2 separate regions of the Homo sapiens genome follow, and region 2 is linked to region 1. A link is a loop called in an ENCODE intact Hi-C map of the cell type or tissue named here. Cell type or tissue: CD14-positive monocyte. All regions are shown on one strand. Each heading gives the region's core, and the rest is flanking DNA. Links, peaks and the distances in the headings are about the cores only.

Region 1 (8,336 bases), core at 233-8,232:
TTTATATTATGGTTGAAGACTAATTGGCTATCACTCTCATAGTTGCTCCTTTGAGGCCTTTTTTCTCTACTTTTTTTTTTTTAAATGGAGTTTTGCTCTTGTTGCCCAGGCTGGAGTGCAGTGGTACGGTCTTGGCTCACCGCAAGCTCTACCTCCCAAGTTCAAGCGATTCTCCTGCCTCAGCCTCCTGAGTAGCTGGGATTACAGGCATGCACCACCACGCTCGGCTAGTTTTGTATTTTTAGTAGAGACAGGGTTTCTCCATGTTGGTCAGGCTGGTCTCGAACTCCCAACCTCAGGTGATCCACCCACCTCAGCCTCCGAAAGTGCTGGGATTACAGGCGTGAGCCACCGTACCCGGCCCCTTTTTCCTCTGTCTTTTAAGATTTTATATTTATTGTCCCACAGTTTCACTACAATATGTCTAGAAAGAATTCTTGCTTGGGTTTGTTGGGCTTCTTAAATCATGGCTTGGTGCCTTTCTTCAATTCTGGAAAGTTCTCAGCTATTATGTCTTCAAATAGTCCCCCTTACACCATATGATATGCTTATATGGTATAAGCGTACCATATAGTTAGCCAGAGTTCCTGAAGAAACTGGGACTATTTTCTTTAGGAACTCTGGCTAACTATATGGTATGCTTTTTCTCTCTATGCTCTGTGTTACTAAATCTCCTTTTCATATTTTCAATCTCTGTGTTTTCCAGGTCTGTATTCTAGTTAGTTTCTTTGCTTCTATTTTCCAATATGTGAATTATCTCTATAGCTGTGCCTAATGTGTTCTCATGGAGGACAGTTTGACAGGGTCTGACATACTATAATTTATTAACATTATCAATTTTACTTTTTCAAAATGTCATTTTAGAAGGTGATACACTTATTTTGACAATGTTTCTATCACTTAAAACATTTTTTGAATTCTTTAGAAAATACCTTCTAACCCATTTATCTTTTTTATTGCCAAATTCCTTATATTGTGGTCTCTATTAAATTCATAATTTTAATTTTTACATTCTGTGTCACCCCCTCCTTCTCTGTATTGAGAAGTCCTTGAGGGTGACAGTGGTTATGCTACCTGGTAAGCTGATTTAACTCATATTTAACTGAAAGATATGAGAAATTACCTCATTTAACACGGATATGTCATCTATCTGTAAAATTACTTTAAGTCCTACACAAATGTAGGGCATACTAGATGAAGTAAGAAGACTGAAAAATTAAAACACTGAAGTATTTTCACTCATCACCCTGATAAACATGAAAAAGAATGGCAGTATGCAGTGTTGCCAAGGGTATGAGGAGACAGGCATGTGTCTAGAATGTAGGAATCAGAATATAGTAATGAGAATTAGTATGATCTTTGCAGAGGGCAATTTAACAATAGATATAAAAATCTTCATAACAATAACTCATTCTAGGGATTTATCCTAAAGATATAAATATAAAATATTTGTTCAAAGAGGTTTTATTTAAACTAATGAAAAATGTTAATGTTGTAGAAATATATTTATTAACATAAGCAGTTCACAATTTACTGTAAGAAAAAAAGCAAGCTACAAAACAGTGATTCCATGTTTATATTAAAATAAACATACACAAATTAAAAATTTCCTTAGATATCCATTTAATCTCTGGGATCATAAGCAATGTTTAGGTATTTTTTGCTCATTTATTGCCTAGGTTTTACACAATGAGCATATATGTTAATTGTGTAATTTAAAATTATGGAATTAAGTGCAAGAGTTCCTAACCACCTTTTACAAAACTGTTATGAGAAAATACATTCTAGATTCAAACAAAAACTAAGCAATATATCCCTTATTCTAACAGCTCTAAAATCTGTTCTTCTCATTATACTCCCACCTAAAATCCCACATCCAAAAAGTAGAAATAGCTGCTTCTGAATTCCTGAAAGTATCGGTAGGAGGTTGGGAGGAGAGGGGCCGGGATATGAAGAGAGAAACTGAATATTTGAGGACAGACTGTTCGTGTTTTGAGGGAAACTTTAGGAATAGGGCTTGGCTGAAGGAAGGAGGCTGCGAGGTTCCATGAATAAGTTTCAGCAAAATAGTTTCTCCTCTCACCAGTTTTCCACCTTATTCAGGTGTGCATCCACTGCTACATGCTCCAACCAATTGCTGTTGAGACCCCAGAGACCCCAGCACCACGTGTGATTAGGAAGCGCTTCCATCATTGAAATGGAATAGAGTCTACTTGCTCACAGTAACTCCTGTTTCTATTCCTTTGCTCCTTCCTTAGCAACTTCAGGTCTTTCTTCAGTAAAATTTTTTGCTTTGTAAACCTATTTTTTTTCACCTCCTGTAACATGATATGCTGCCCTTCTACGACCTTTGACATACCAATCATCTCCATCTGAAATACTTCTATCCCTTTCCCAACCCTATCTTGACTAATTTATTTCGTACTCATTTTTATTTTCATTTAGGTGCCACTTCCTCAGGGAATCCGTGAACACAGTGTCCATAACAGATTCCTTCAAGACTTTATCTCAATTAACAAATATATTTTATGCATTATTTAGTAAGGCTATCTACTATCTAGTTGAACCATTAAGTCCCAGGCTCAATGAAAACAGTGCCATTAGCTGGTTTTGCTCAGCATGGTTACTCCTGCATTTGGAACATAGCAAGTGCTCAACAAATATACGCCGAATGAGAGAATGAATGAATGAACAACTGAGTAAACAACTAGCAACCGAGAGGCTTGGTGGGGTAAGAATTACATTAACTATGTCACCTCATGGTGGAACTGTGCACATTTTTTCTTTTGATGGCGGACTTGTGTACTGACAAGACAAAGTTTTAAATAGATACGATTTTGGAAAGTTCCCTTTAAAGCAAAGCCATACAATAAATATTTAATCAGCCAAGAAAAAGGCTGTAGTCTAGCCTGGGGACTTCACAAATGACCCAAATCATGAGAGCCACGTCTCTACAGTGTCTTAGTACTGTATCTTCCTTGAGCAAAGGAACGCACTTGCCCCATCATGGCAAGTTCAGGTACAGAGTGCAAGGAATCTACAGCTTTCCTACCCCGACACAGGTTTAGGTAGGAAAACGCGAGCCTAGGATGATGGGGAGAAAGCGGGCATTTATTCAAAATGTATTTACTGAGCACCTACTGTGTACCAGAAAGCCCTAGTTGTGGGCTGGCTCTGACAGGTCCGCTGTGTAGCTTCGGGCATTTCTCCTTCACAGAGCCCAAGTCCTGAAGGCGAGCAAGTGGGGCCCCGCCTGCCTGCCTCAAAAAGCTGGGCTGGGGATTCCAAGGGCGAGAATGCGCTTCAGAAAGTGCCAGGAGGCACGAAGGCCAGCGGCCCCAAACGGCCTCGCTAACCTCGGCCCGGGCGCGGGGAGCGAGCCCAGGACGGCCGTCCGCTGGCAGCAGAGCCGGGCGGAGGCGGGCGCCCGCCCTCCGAGGGGCCGCGCTTACCCGTCGGGCGAGTACTCGAGGTTGAAGACGGCGCCGTGGGTGCGGGTGCTGAGGTACACCGAGTCCGCGGGGTGGATGGAACCGTAGAGGCTAGTCATGGTGCGAAAATTGTCCCGCGCCGGGTCCACGAACAGCCCGCGGCCCAGGCTGCGCTCTTTCAGCCACCCGAACAGCCTAGCGCCAGGGCCGCCCAGGCCCGCGCCGAGGCCGTGTCGGCCCCGGCTCTTGGCCCTGCAGTCTGGCCCGGGCCGCCGGCACGGAGGGGAGGGAGGTGACGGCTCTCCCGGGGCGGAGGCAGTTGAGGACTCCGGAGCTCCAGGCAGCCCTAGCTCTCCGGAGCGCGGGGCCGGGGACAGCGATGGGGCGCCGGGGCGGCGAGGGCTTCGGGCGGGTGGAGGGGGATGGGTCGCATCAGCCCCGGGATGTAGTGGCGAGGGCGGCCCGGTGGCTGCTGCCTGCCCCTCGTGGGGCGTCGGCTCCTCAGCCCCGGCTCCGGCCGATCCGTCCCCTCCAGGGCTATGGGGCCCAAAGGGAAACATGATCAACGCCCCCGCCCCCCGCTCCGGGCCACTGCCCCGCCGGCCGACACCTCAGTGCCCCTGTTCAGCTGCCACTTCCGGCGTGCAGCGGCCTAACCCCACCGGCTGGAAACCCGCGCCGCCCCTCGGCCACCGTCCGCCGGGGACCGGGAAAGCTGAGACACCGCCGGGTTTGGGGCGCCGCAGTCCCGGGAACGGAGGTAGGGAGCGAGTAGTTACCTGTGTGAGCGACTGAGCATCTGGGCACCTGATCTGGGTGGCAGAGTCGGTCTGTAGTTGTCAGTGACCGGTGGCCGCGTGCCTGGGGATGAGTGGCCTGACCAGTCAGTCCTGTGAGGCTGAGTATGTACTGGTGTCTCCACTTTACACTGGGATCAGCGAGGGATTAAGAATTAGTGCATTACGTGCAGGCCACACACAATAGGTGACATGCCACTCTTTTTTTTTTTTTTTTTTTCCGAGATGGAGTCTCGCGCTGTCGCCCAGGCTGGAGTGCAGTGGCGCGATCTCGGCTCACTGCAACCTCCGTCTCCCGGGTTCAAGCAATTCTCTGCCCCAGCCTCCCGAGCAGCTGGGATTACAGGCGCCCACCACCACGCCCGGCTAATTTTTTGTATTTTTTAGTAGAGATAGGGTTTCACCATCTTGGCCTGGCTGGTCTTGAACCTCGTGATCCACCCGCCTCGGCCTCCCGAAGTGCTGGGATTACAGGCATGAGCCACCGCGCCTGGCCAGCATGCCCAACTCTTAAAGGCACAACAAGTTCAGGGTGACCACAGGCAGCTTCTTCCAAAACCTATTTGTCACAAGGCAAAGGAGAGACTGAGAGGAAACAGGTTTGGATGTGCTACCCAAGGAATGGCTGAGATAGCCAGTCTGTGTATCTGGGCTTAAATGAAAGATGGCAAATAGGTGATAGTTACTTTTCTGGGTCAACTTGACTGGGCTAACAGATGCCCAGATAGCCTGGAAAACCATTATTTCTGTGTGTGCCTGTGAGGGTGTTTCCAGGACAGATTAGCATTTGAATCAATAGAAGATCTGCCCTCACCATTGTGGACAGGCATCATCCTATTCATTAAAGACTGAAAAGGAACAAAAAGGCAGAAGGGTGATTTAACTTTCTCTTAAGTTGGTACATCCATCTCCTGCCCTTAGACATCAAAACTCGGTTCTGCGGGCTTTGGACTTGGGGACTCATCGTCAGTTTTCAGGCCTTCAGTCTTGGACCGGGAGTTATACCATTAGCTCCTCTGATTCTCACACCTTCAGACTCAGACTGAATTACACCACCAGATTTCCTGGTTCTCCAGCTTGCAGACTGCAGATCATGGGACTCCTCTACAATGATATGAACCAATTCCCATATTAAATGTTCTCTTATATCTATATCTCCTATTGGTTCTACTTCTCTGGAGACCCCCTGGATGGGTCCAATCTACTGTAGCAGCCTACTTGCCTGGCATTCACACTCTTCATGTGTATGCCAGCACGTATATTCTACTGAACCCATCCTAGAAGTCCTAGGCTGTCGAATTTTGTAGCTGTTACTTAGCTTTCCTTGCCTACTAGCCGGGGTAGGACAACTATTTGAGTAACCAGGCTATAGATTAGCCACTGGTCCATGAGGCTGCCAGACCAAAAGTCTTTGCCCATACAGACTCATGCTCTTGGGAATTTGAATTGGGAAATCAGAAGTGAGGCAGTTGGCCATGATGGTTGGGATTGAAAAGTCATAAGGCAGAGTGAGGCCGCTGGAGTCCTGAGCAAACCAAAGGAGTAAGAGAAATCATGAGAAAGCAGCAGCCATGAGAGAACAGACTTGGGATAGACGGTGAGAAAGAAAGTTGATGGTAGGAGGAGATACAGATACATAAAAAGAGACAGACTCAGAACAGGTTAGACTTGTTCTTGGCAGAGTCCCCCTAGGGTCTTCCTGCAGAGTCCCTTGAGGTACCAGAATGATGGCTGCTCAATTTCAGTTTCAGTTTCCTGTGGGATGATCACTTGATTTCACAATACCTGAACCAGGACTTATGCACTGACAAAAAGAATCAAGGGCCAGACACAGTGGCTCACACCTGTAATCTCAGTGCTTTGGGAGGCCAAGGTAGGAGGATCTTTTTTTTTTTTTTCAGGGTCTCACTCTGTTGACCAGGATGGAGTACAGTAATACAGTCATGGCTCACTGCAGCCTCAACCTCCCAAGCTCAAGCAGCAGGAAGATCTTTTGAGGGTAAGGAGTTTGAGACCAGCCTGGGCAACATCATGAAACTCTGTCTCTCTATGAAAAATAACAAAATCATTCCGGTGTGGTGATGCATGCTTGTAGTCCTAGCTGCTCGGAAGGCTGAGCCAGGAGGATCCCTTGAGCCCAGGAGTTCAAGGTTACAGTGAGCTGTGATCACCCTGCACTTCAGCCTGTTGCACTTCAGCCTGAGCAACAGAGTGAGACCCCATCTCAAAAATTAAAAAAAAGAATTGGCACTTTGGGAGGCCGAGGCGGGTGGATCATGAGGTCAGGAGATCGAGACCATCCTGGCTAACAAGGTGAAACCCCGTCTCTACTAAAAATACAAAAAATTAGCCGGGCGCGGTGGCGGGCGCCTGTAGTCCCAGCTACTCTGGAGGCTGAGGCAGGAGAATGGCGTGAACCCGGGAAGCGGAGCTTGCAGTGAGCCGAGATTGCGCCACTGCAGTCCGCAGTCCGGCCTGGGCGACAGAGCGAGACTCCGTCTCAAAAAAAAAAAAAAAAAAAAAAAAAAAAAAAAAGAATTGGAATGACAACCAAGAAAACAAATGTGTCCTTTCAACCAGGGAGCCTTCTGTAGCCCAAAGAAAACAATGTACTCAAGGAGTAAAGTGATCCTATCATATAAGCTTATTGAAAAATAAAAAGCAAACATTCATATAATGTTTAGTGTATGCCTAATATTATGCTGAGTAAAGTGATCCTATCATATAAGCTTATTGAAAAATAAAAAGCAAATGTTCATATAATGTTTAGTATATGCCTAATATTATGCTGAGTTAAGTGATCCTATCATATAAGCTTATTGAAAAATAATAAGCAAACATTCATATAATGTTTAGTATGTGCCTAATATTATGCTAAGCTGGTTCATATATATTAACTCAAAACTCAAGGTATGTTGGTACGATTATTATCCCCATTTTAGAGATGAGAAAACACAGACACAAAAAAGAAAAGTCAGCCTGAGAGTGGTAAAGCCAGGATTCAAATCCAGGCAATCTAGCTCCAGGTTCCATGCTCGTAACCAGGTGCTACACACACATTTGTAGATTGGCTTGGATCTATAGCTATCGCTGTACATACAAGCTCCTTGCCAAGGATGGCAACTCAATAGTATTTTTTAAAAACCTCCAAATCTAAGCCAATCTACAAATATCAGGTCTGGCTCCCCTTTTCTTCTGAACACTTTTAAATTCTGAACCTTTGAATAACTGTAATCCCATGAAAAAGAACAACTTCCATTTGTTGAGTAAGTGCTTCACCAGGCTTATTGGTAGGAGCTTTGCAAGCATTGTCTCTAAATTTCCCTTTACTGGGGGCAGCCATAACTTGGCAACTACGAGGAAATGCAAGCTCAGTATTGCCACAGCTACAGATTTTTCAAAAAATGCCACATGTGGAAGTTCAAAATGAGGCCTGCTGTGGGCTCAATGATGCCACAAGAAATAGGACATAGGATGATATACCTAACACAGCAAGGAGATGCCTTGTGTGGCCATCAGTAGATCTTTGAGAAAAGACAGAGTCACTCTGTTTTACAGGCGTGAGCCACTGTGCCCAGCCTCATATTCTCTTTATTTAAGAAGATACCGGAGGTTATGGACCTCTAGCAAAATGGACAGGTAAAGCAAGAAAGTGGAATAAAAGTGATCTAAGTGGATCTAAGAAGGAGAGCAGTGCAGGAAGGTATAAAAGACAGGTGTACAAAAAGGGAGGGAAATATGACACATGCTACAACGTGTATGAACCTTGAGAATATTATGCCAAGTGAAATCAGCCAGTCACGAAAGGATATATATACTGTATGTTTCCACTTCTATGCAGTACCTAGAGTCGTCAAATTCACAGAGACAGAAAGAAGAATGGTGGATGCCAGGCACTAGGGTGAGGTGGGGATGGGGAGGTATTGTTTCATGGGTACAGAATTTCAGTTTTGCAAGATGAGAAGAGTTCTGGAGATGGATGGTGGTGATGGCTGCACAACAGTATGAATACACTTAACACTGTGTATGTACTGAATGTACATGTAAAAATTGTTAAGATGATAAATTTTGTTATGCATATTTTACCACAATTAAAGAAAAGACAGCT
Region 2 (8,336 bases), core at 199-8,198, 220 kb after region 1:
ACTGCAACCTCCACCTCCCAGTTCAAGCGATTTTCCTGCCTTAGCCTCCCAAGTAGCTGGGATTACAGGCACGTGCCACCACGCCTGGCTAATTTTTGTATTTTTAGTAGAGACAGGGTTTTGCCATGTTGGCCAGGCTGGTCTCGAACTCCTGACCTCAGGTAATCTGCCCACCTCAGCCTCCCAAAGTGCTGGGATTATAGGCATGAGCCACTGTGCCTGGCCTTAAAAATGTCTTTATTCTATAGTTTGATGAATATAGGGTTCTAGATTAGCAATCATTTTCCTTCAGAATTTTAAAGCAAAGCCTCTAGCTTTCAGTGTTGCTGCTGAGAAATCTGAAATCATTCTGATTCCTGATTTTTTTGTGGGACTAAGTATTTCTTCCTGAGAAACAAGGATCTTTGTTCCTAGTATGCTTATATTCCATGATGACATCATTTAGTGTGTGTTTATTTTAATACACTGTGGTGGGCACTTGGTGAACCTATTTAAACTTGAAACTTGTATCTTTATTTCTCAAATTTTGTAGGTTTTAAAATAATTTTATTATTTTTTATGGGTATGTAAGTGTATATATTTATGGGGTGCATGAGATATTTTGATACAGGCATACAGTACCTAATAATCACATCAGGATAACGGGATTATCTGTCACCTCATTTATAATTTATTTATGTTACAAACATTCCAGTTATACTTTTAGTTATTTTTAGATGTACAGTAAATTATTATTGACTGTAATCACCCATTATGCTATCAAATACTAGAACTTATTCATTACATCTAACTATATTTTTGTACCCATTAGCCATCCCTGCATTCCTTCCCTAACCTTTCCTAGCCTCTGGTAACCATCATTCTACTCTGTCTCCATGAGTTCAGTCGTATTAATTTGTAGCATCCACCAATGAATGCTTATAGGTTTTTATTGATTTCCTCCCCTTCTTTTTCCTTCTGCTCTCTTTTTAGAACAATAGTACTTTTAATGTTTTCTTTTTCCTTTATATTCTATTTTATCTGTAATTGCTTTTCTCTTTTTTTGTTTCATGTTAGATGCTTTCCTTGGTTGTCTGCTCACACTTAAAAATTGGGAACTAACATGGATTAAAGGCCTGGAGTGGAGCTTGTTGATGTTGAACTTTGCCAAAGGGCCATCTATTGGGCCATTTTTGTTGAGAAAACTTTTTGCGTCTGTATCTTTAGTTATTTCCCATTGAGCTGGTCATTGCTCAGAGAACAAAGACTCTTCCAATCTCCCAAGTGCTGAATGAGGCCCTGCCAACGTTCTGGGATTCAAAGGAATAGGGCTGTGGTGAGGCTCAGGACAGACAGGTGTGTGTGTGTGTGTTTCAATATCCAGTATGTATTTGCTCACTGCGTCTCTGTTTTGAGTATAGTACCTCTGCCCAAACTGCCTGGCATCCCATAATCTAGAGACCTTCTATTTTACCCTTTTCAGAAAATAAACTTTTTATTTTTTGGAGACAGAGTTTTGCTCCAGGCTGGAGTGCAGTGGACGATCTTGGCTCGCTGCAACCTCTGCCTCCCTGACTCAAACGGTTCTTGTGCCTTAGCCACCTGAGTAGCTGGGATTACAGGCGCACACCACCATGCCTGTCTAATTTTTGTAGTTTTAGTAGAGATGATGTTTCATCATGTTGGCCAGGCTGGTCTCGAACTGCTGGCCTCAGGTGATCCGCCCATCTCAGCTTCCCAAAGTGCTGAGATTACAGGTGTGAGCCACTGCACCTGGCCTAAAAAAAAAAACTATCATTTTGAGAGGGTACTGTGTAATGGAGGCTGTTTTGCTGCATAGAGTTGCAGAGAGCATCTGATTACTTAAACCTTGCACCAATTCTTATTTTAATGTCTACCCTTCTACCCCTTATTGCTAGAGGCACCTGAAGCCACTAGTTTCTGAGCCTTTTAGGGATTCCATGATATAAATTAGGTTGTGAGTTTTTGTTGTTGTTTGGGGGTTCTTGTGGGTTTTTTTCTTTTTCTACCGCTGGCTCAGAATTCAGTTTTTCAGAGTCTACTACATTATTTACTGTTGATCTACCTATTTTCCAGCTTCTAACGTTTTATTCCTGTTTCCTCTTTTCTTCCATCCTTTTAGGTTTATATCTTAAAACAAAAACCTTTACCGTCATTTAATGGGATTTTTGGGAGGGAGTGGAGGTAGGTATACGTGCTTCATCTACCATCTTAACCTGGAAAGCATGTATTTTAATTCTGTGGTTTTGTATTTATTTCTTAAATTAAGAAGGTGTAGTGTATGGCACTGTGGTCATATGAATACTGGCTCTAAAGACAGGCAGACTTGATTTTGAATGTTGGCTCCAATACTTACGAGATGGGTGATTTTCAGCAAGTGAGCTCCGAATCTCATTTTCTTTAACTATAAAATTAGGATAATAGAAACATCTCTCTACTTCAAAGTGTCGTAAGGATTAAGTGAAAAAATGCAAGTAGAGCAGCTGGCACAATTGCTTGACATTTGGTAAATGTTATTAATGGCTAGTCTTTGGTATAAGGCATTTAGAAGTGATTTGTGCTGGCATTCACAGCATAGACAGATCTCATTCCTATTTCCAGATGCTCTGAGATAGCATACTCATCCTCTAATTGTGTACAAACTTCAAACTTACCAAACACTTAAGTTCATTATCTAAAAATAGCCTTAACCAATCAATAATAATGCCATTTTACAGGTGGAGAGGTTGAGACTGCAAGTTTCAGTGGCCAATGAGTAGCAGCTGGCCAAGGCCTAGGGGACTTTTTTTTTTTTTTTCATTTAAAAAAATTATTTCTAGTCAGTCTGTGCTTATCCAGGGGACTTTTAATGTTTATTTATTCCTTGTACCCCATCCTTACATGCTTTTCTTGGAGGAAAATAGTGTAATTGTTACCCTGGATTCTAGTGTATGTTCAGGCTGGAGTAAGAGAAAATGTGATGGTTCAGTTTTTGTGACCAGCTTTTTAACTTTCAGGCCATAAACGCCACAGAGGGGCTCAATACTTGGAATAAGCAGTTCTAAAATAGTACATTAAGAAACAGTTGGGGAGATATATACAGTTTGTTTGTTTGAATATGTAACATGAAATAAGAAAGAACCATAGCAAATTTGAGTTTGGTAAACTCTTGAAAGGGGTACGTTGAAAGAAATGGGGATAGTGAAAAATGTTTATTCTCCACAAACAGGTTACCAGCTTAGTAGGAATGCTGCTCCTAAGTTAAGGTAGTGTACTTCCTGCTGTCAGTGCAACATTAAAAAAAAAAACTGCTTTATCATTGCTCTTTATAGTTCTTCTGTGGAGTAAGTTAGCATTACAGTTAACATGTTCAGCAGTTCACAGGCTGGAAAATTTGGGCCTACATTTGGAATGAAGAACAAGTACAGGAATCAGGACTTCTTGTTCTCTTCCCCCTCTTTGCTTGAGCTAAGCTTGTCTCTTACAAGATCCAGGCACCATTCTTTTTACTCTATTTTGCTTTTATAGCTTGATCATGTCATAAATTCTGCATGTAGCTCAGTCGTCAAGCCACTAAAGCAGGGGTTGGCAAGCTTTCTGTTAGGGGCAAATGGTAAATATTTTAGGCTTTGTGGGCTCTTACGATCTCTCAGCTGCCAACTGCAGTTGGTAGTATGAAAGCAGCCAGGGACAATATGCAAATGAGTGGGTGTGGCTGTGTCCCAATAAAACTTTATTTACAGAAAAGATGGCTGGCCGGATTTGTCCTACAGGACACCTTCTAAAGTAAAGAGTAAAATTTGGCTAAGTGTGAAATGGTCACCAAATCACTTTTATTACTTTAAAGATGTTCATTTTATCATAGATCAAAGCCCTGAGATTACAAATTCATTCATCAGCGTTACTGAGTTCCTGCTATGTGCCAGGCACTGTGCTAGGAGTTGAGGATATGGACGGGCAGGGGGACTGCCTTTTTGAGGTCTATAATCTGCCATAAGATGCCATGTGAGTAAATATCTCAAAGACCTGAAAACCTTGCTGGAGGCTCAGAGAGAACTTACCTGAAAACATGACATTTAAAGGAACCTGAAGGGATAGGTCCAGGTTATCTAGGGTGACTAGGTAAAGGGAGGGTCAGGCAAAGATCATGTTGATCAAGGTGGGGAGTTCAGAATTGTCCACTTAAAACAATATTGGATGCAATATGGGTACTGTATTTGAAGGAGAGGTCAGAGGGGTATATGAGCAGCTCAGCATTTATTTAGATACGTGTAGTGAGGAAAGAAAGGCATCAAAGAAGACTCCCTGATTTCTGGTTTAAGTGCAGGGTTGACGGTGCCATTCGCTGAAGTAAGGAACAAGTTTCAAGGGGAAAATAATGGGTTCGATTTTGAGCCTGGGAGGCAGTAGGGAGGACTCCCTTAGGAAGAGACACATAAAGTAAGGTTTGGGTGAATAGGAATTGGCCAGATAGAGCGGGGCATCTTTGAAAAAGTGTTAAAGCAGATGTATTTGAGGAAGAAAGACCAGTGTGACTGAAGTGTGTTGTGCACAGAAGAGCAAGAAAGCCTCAGTCCTTCCAGAAACTCCTGTTATTTATTGTGTTTTCATACTTGAGTCTTAAGAGATTCCATTCTGACATCTGCTGGCTATTGTGTATACTGCAGTTCCAAATTCCACTACACAAGAACAACCTTTAATAACGTATTTTTTGAAATTTGTCATAATAAATTTGAGATAAAACACAAGACCTTTTCCTTACTCTGTGTTATGGACATCACCCAGGAGACAGTGAACAGTTGCTACTTACATGCTACTTGTGTATGCTCAGTATTACAGATATGCCTATGTGGTGTCAGTTGCCTACTTTAGCATAAGTACACAAAACATAGAAATCACATATGTAAAAGTTGAATATACTTGTTACTGAGATGTAAAACATTACAAAATCATTTATGCACTTTGTCTTTTAAACATACGAAATATTTTCAGAGTTATGAAATATGTTCTTAAATTGTTTCTTTCATTCAGAAATAAAACACAGCTGGTTTTAGTCCAACAGTCATTATAAGGCTAAAAAGATCTACTTTAAGCGTGTCTAATAGTTTTTCATCTTTTTCTCAGTCACATTAGTAATAGTAGAGTTGACCCTTGAACAACACAGATTTGAAGTGCACAGGTCCACTTACGTGCAGATTTTTTTCAAAAAATGCGTTGAAAAATCGGAGATTTGCAACAATTTGAAAAAAGCACACATATGTAGTCTAGAAATATTGAAAAAATTTAAGATAAAGGATGTCATGAATGCATAAAATATATGTAGATTGTAGTCTTACTCATAAAATGCACACATCTATTATAAAAAATTAAGATTTATCAAAACTTATGTACACAGACCATACATAGCACAATTTGAGGTCAAGAGAAAGATGCAGTATTAAATCATAACTGCATAAAATTATCTTTTGTAATAGTGTAATACAGTAAGTCCATAGCCACCTCTTGTTGCCACTGCAGGGAGCTCAAGTGTTATAGGTATCCACTTAAAATGCCATGTGACACTCATCTCTGCATGAGCAGTTCCTCGCTCCAGTAAATTGCAAATCAAAGTAAAAGCGATCCCTCTCTGTCTCATGTATTTTTTGTGTTTAATACCATACCACAAAACTTTGAATAACTCCATGGGATCTATACAGAGTGCCACTAGTGATGCTGGAAGTGCTCCCAGGAAGCAGAGAAAAGTCATGACATTAAAGGAAAAAGTTGAATTCTTGATATGTACTATAGATTGAGGTCTGCAGCTGTAGTTGCTCTGATTTCAGACACGACTAATCTTGTAAACAGACAACCTAAACTTAGAATCTAAATAAATACGGTATAGTACTGTCAATGCTTTTTCTCTCTGTGATTTTCTTAACATTTTCTCTAGCTTACTGTGTTGTAAGAATACAGTATATAATAGATAATGATACAAAATACATATTAATCTATTTTTTATGTTATCGGTAAGGTTTCTGTGCAACAGTAGGCTATTAGTAGTTAAGTTTTTGGGGAGTCAAAGTTACATGCAGATTTGTGACTGTGCAGGTGTCGGGGCCCCTAACTCCCACGTTTGTTCAAGTGCGGGGTATTTTCATTTCCACTTAAGTATATAGAGGCCAAAAATGCAAAAAAGAAAGAAACTATTACATAAACAGATGTACAAAGATAATACTGCATTTGAAATACAGTCACTTGAAATGTTCACTAATCAGCTTACATATTCAAGTATAAATTCGGTGAACAAAATGATTTAGGGACAGCGATATGTAATGTAAAAATTGTGGGTTGTTGGAAAGTAGAGATCTGTCTACATGGAAAGAATACTAGAATTAGGATTTCAATGTCCTAGATTATAGTTTCAGCTCTGCTATTTATCATGTGACTATGTGAGTCAGATTTTTTAGTTGCAAACACCAAAATCCAATTTTGACAGAAAAAGAAAAGTATTTTATTAAAAGGATAACAGGGAGTTCAGTATCACCAGGAGGCCTAGAGAATTAGGCTTGGAGAGTAGGCAACTGGAACATCACCCTTTGTTCCTTGGTCATACTCCACAGAGCTGGGGCAGTGAGGACGCCATTTCTGCTGAACATTAGGTGCCACCACTTACTTTGCCAAAGCCACATGCACAGAACCCTGGATCATGGCAGCCAGTGTTGCTCTAAGAACTTGCCGCACTTGCCATGGTCCCAGAGAAAATTATTCCAGAGACTTTATTGTGTCTCTGGTACTTAATTCAAAATCAAGAGTAATTTGTAGCATGATAGAATCACAAGGAGAAGCAGAGAAAATACCTGGAATTTCCACTTCTATAGTGAAAGGCATGTTCTGCTTCCCAGCAAACTCATAAACAAGGAATTCCCAAATGTAGGAAGGGACCTCAGATGCTGGGCAGCCAAAAAGCATGGCATGTCCACTATGTTGACCTGGGACACCACTCTGTGTGAGCCTACTTTTTCTGGAAAGCAAAGTAAATAAAGCTCCCATGGCTGAGGAGATTTTGTGTGTTCACTTATACATTTGCCAGTAAACACCAGCCAGGTGCCAGTGTATAAAGATGAGTAAGTTTCCTCTCGAGTCTAATGGTAGGATAGAGGCATGCAGAGGTGAGATGAGGGCAGAAAGAAGAGAGGGCTCAACTGTAGTTTGTGAATGATGTTCTTATATTTAAGTAGTTATATTTTTGGCTGGGCGCATTGGCTTACACCTGTAATCCCACCACTTTGGGAGGCCGAGGCAGGTGGATTACCTGAGGTCAGGAGTTTGAGACCAGACTAATCAATATGGTGAAACCCTGTCTCTACTGAAAATGCGAAAGCCTGTAGTCCCAGCTACTTGGGAGGCTGAGACAGAAGAATCGCTTGAACCCAGGAGGTGGAGGTTGCAGTGAGCTGAGACTGAGCCACTGCACTCCAGCCTGGGCAACAGAGCGAGACTCTGTTTCAAAAAAAAAAAAAAAAAAAAAAAACCCCTGGCCAGGTGTGGTGGCTCATGCCTGTAATCCCAGAGCTTTGGGAGGCTGAGGCGGGCGAATCACCTGAGGTCGGGAGTTTGAGACCAGCCTGGCCAACATGGTGAAACCCCGTCTCTACTAAAATACAAAAATTAGCTGGGCCTAGTGGCTGGTACCTGTTAATACCAGCTACGGGGGAGGCTGAAGCAGGACAATCGCTTGAACCTGGGAGGTGGGGGTTGCGGTGAGCCAAGATCATGCCATTGCACTCCAGTCTGGGCGACAAGAGCAAAACCCCATCTCAAAACAAACAAAAATTCCCATGTGGCACGTGATGCTTGCCCCACTAATAGGGAAGACAGCTTGCTCTTGTAGGACACTGCTGTAGCACTTTGAAAGTCAGCTGTTTTATACAAATACCAAAATGATAATGTTAGCTGGCACAAATCCAGAAACTCAAGCTTTTGATTGTTTATTGACAGTCATATCTGGACTGCCAGTTTCATGGAGTAAGATACTTTTCAAAGGATTAAATATGGCATAGCTTTGTCAGTCAGCAAGGTAAATCATCAGGCTCATTGCAGTGTGAGACTACCCCTGTGGTCTTTCTACTATACCTAGCTACTGTACAACTTTGTGTCTTAAAATAAATTGTTGGCTTTAGGTTTTAGTGTTTGGTTTTCTTATTTATAAAAGAGACCAGCTACATGGTAACTTAGACCTCACCCAGAATCATACCACATTCACCATATGGTAATAATAGATGGAATACATTTTTATGGAATATATTCTATAGAACCAGGGACTGAAAAAGGTCAGTAGGACCACGGGGTCAATTATTTCAGGCCACAATTTCGTGTAA

Evidence for each region. A loop is a pair of places that touch in the nucleus more often than their neighbours do. Peaks named below come from ENCODE experiments on the same cell type or tissue, not always from the same donor. Only the 100,000 strongest peaks of a DNase experiment are listed, where the experiment ranks them.
Region 2: it touches region 1 in a loop (4-fold over the local background); 21 of 110 quality-filtered maps call a loop at or near these places.

What each region holds. Positions count from the first base shown.
Region 1 is chr9:37,796,522-37,804,857 of GRCh38, reverse strand. It overlaps DCAF10 (DDB1 and CUL4 associated factor 10), which reads right to left and starts at 4,061. Exons shown (of 7, transcript NM_024345.5): 1 at 3,453-4,061. The coding sequence starts at 3,991. LOC105376037 (a long non-coding RNA gene) reads left to right here and starts at 3,967. Exons shown (of 3, transcript XR_929599.3): 1 at 3,967-4,191; 2 at 6,130-6,227. RefSeq lists enhancers at 2,930-2,979, 3,931-4,532 and silencers at 3,290-3,349, 3,570-4,089. In CD14-positive monocyte, for the core only: no CTCF peak of the experiment used is centred there; a DNase peak (open chromatin) is centred at 4,087; H3K4me3 peaks cover 2,536 bases; H3K27ac peaks cover 1,202 bases.
Region 2 is chr9:37,579,037-37,587,372 of GRCh38, reverse strand. No RefSeq gene overlaps it. Among named protein-coding and RNA genes, the nearest start is that of FBXO10, 6.8 kb to the right of the region's middle. In CD14-positive monocyte, for the core only: CTCF peaks have their summits at 4,250, 4,450 and 4,649 (motif pointing left); no DNase peak of the experiment used is centred there; H3K27ac peaks cover 507 bases.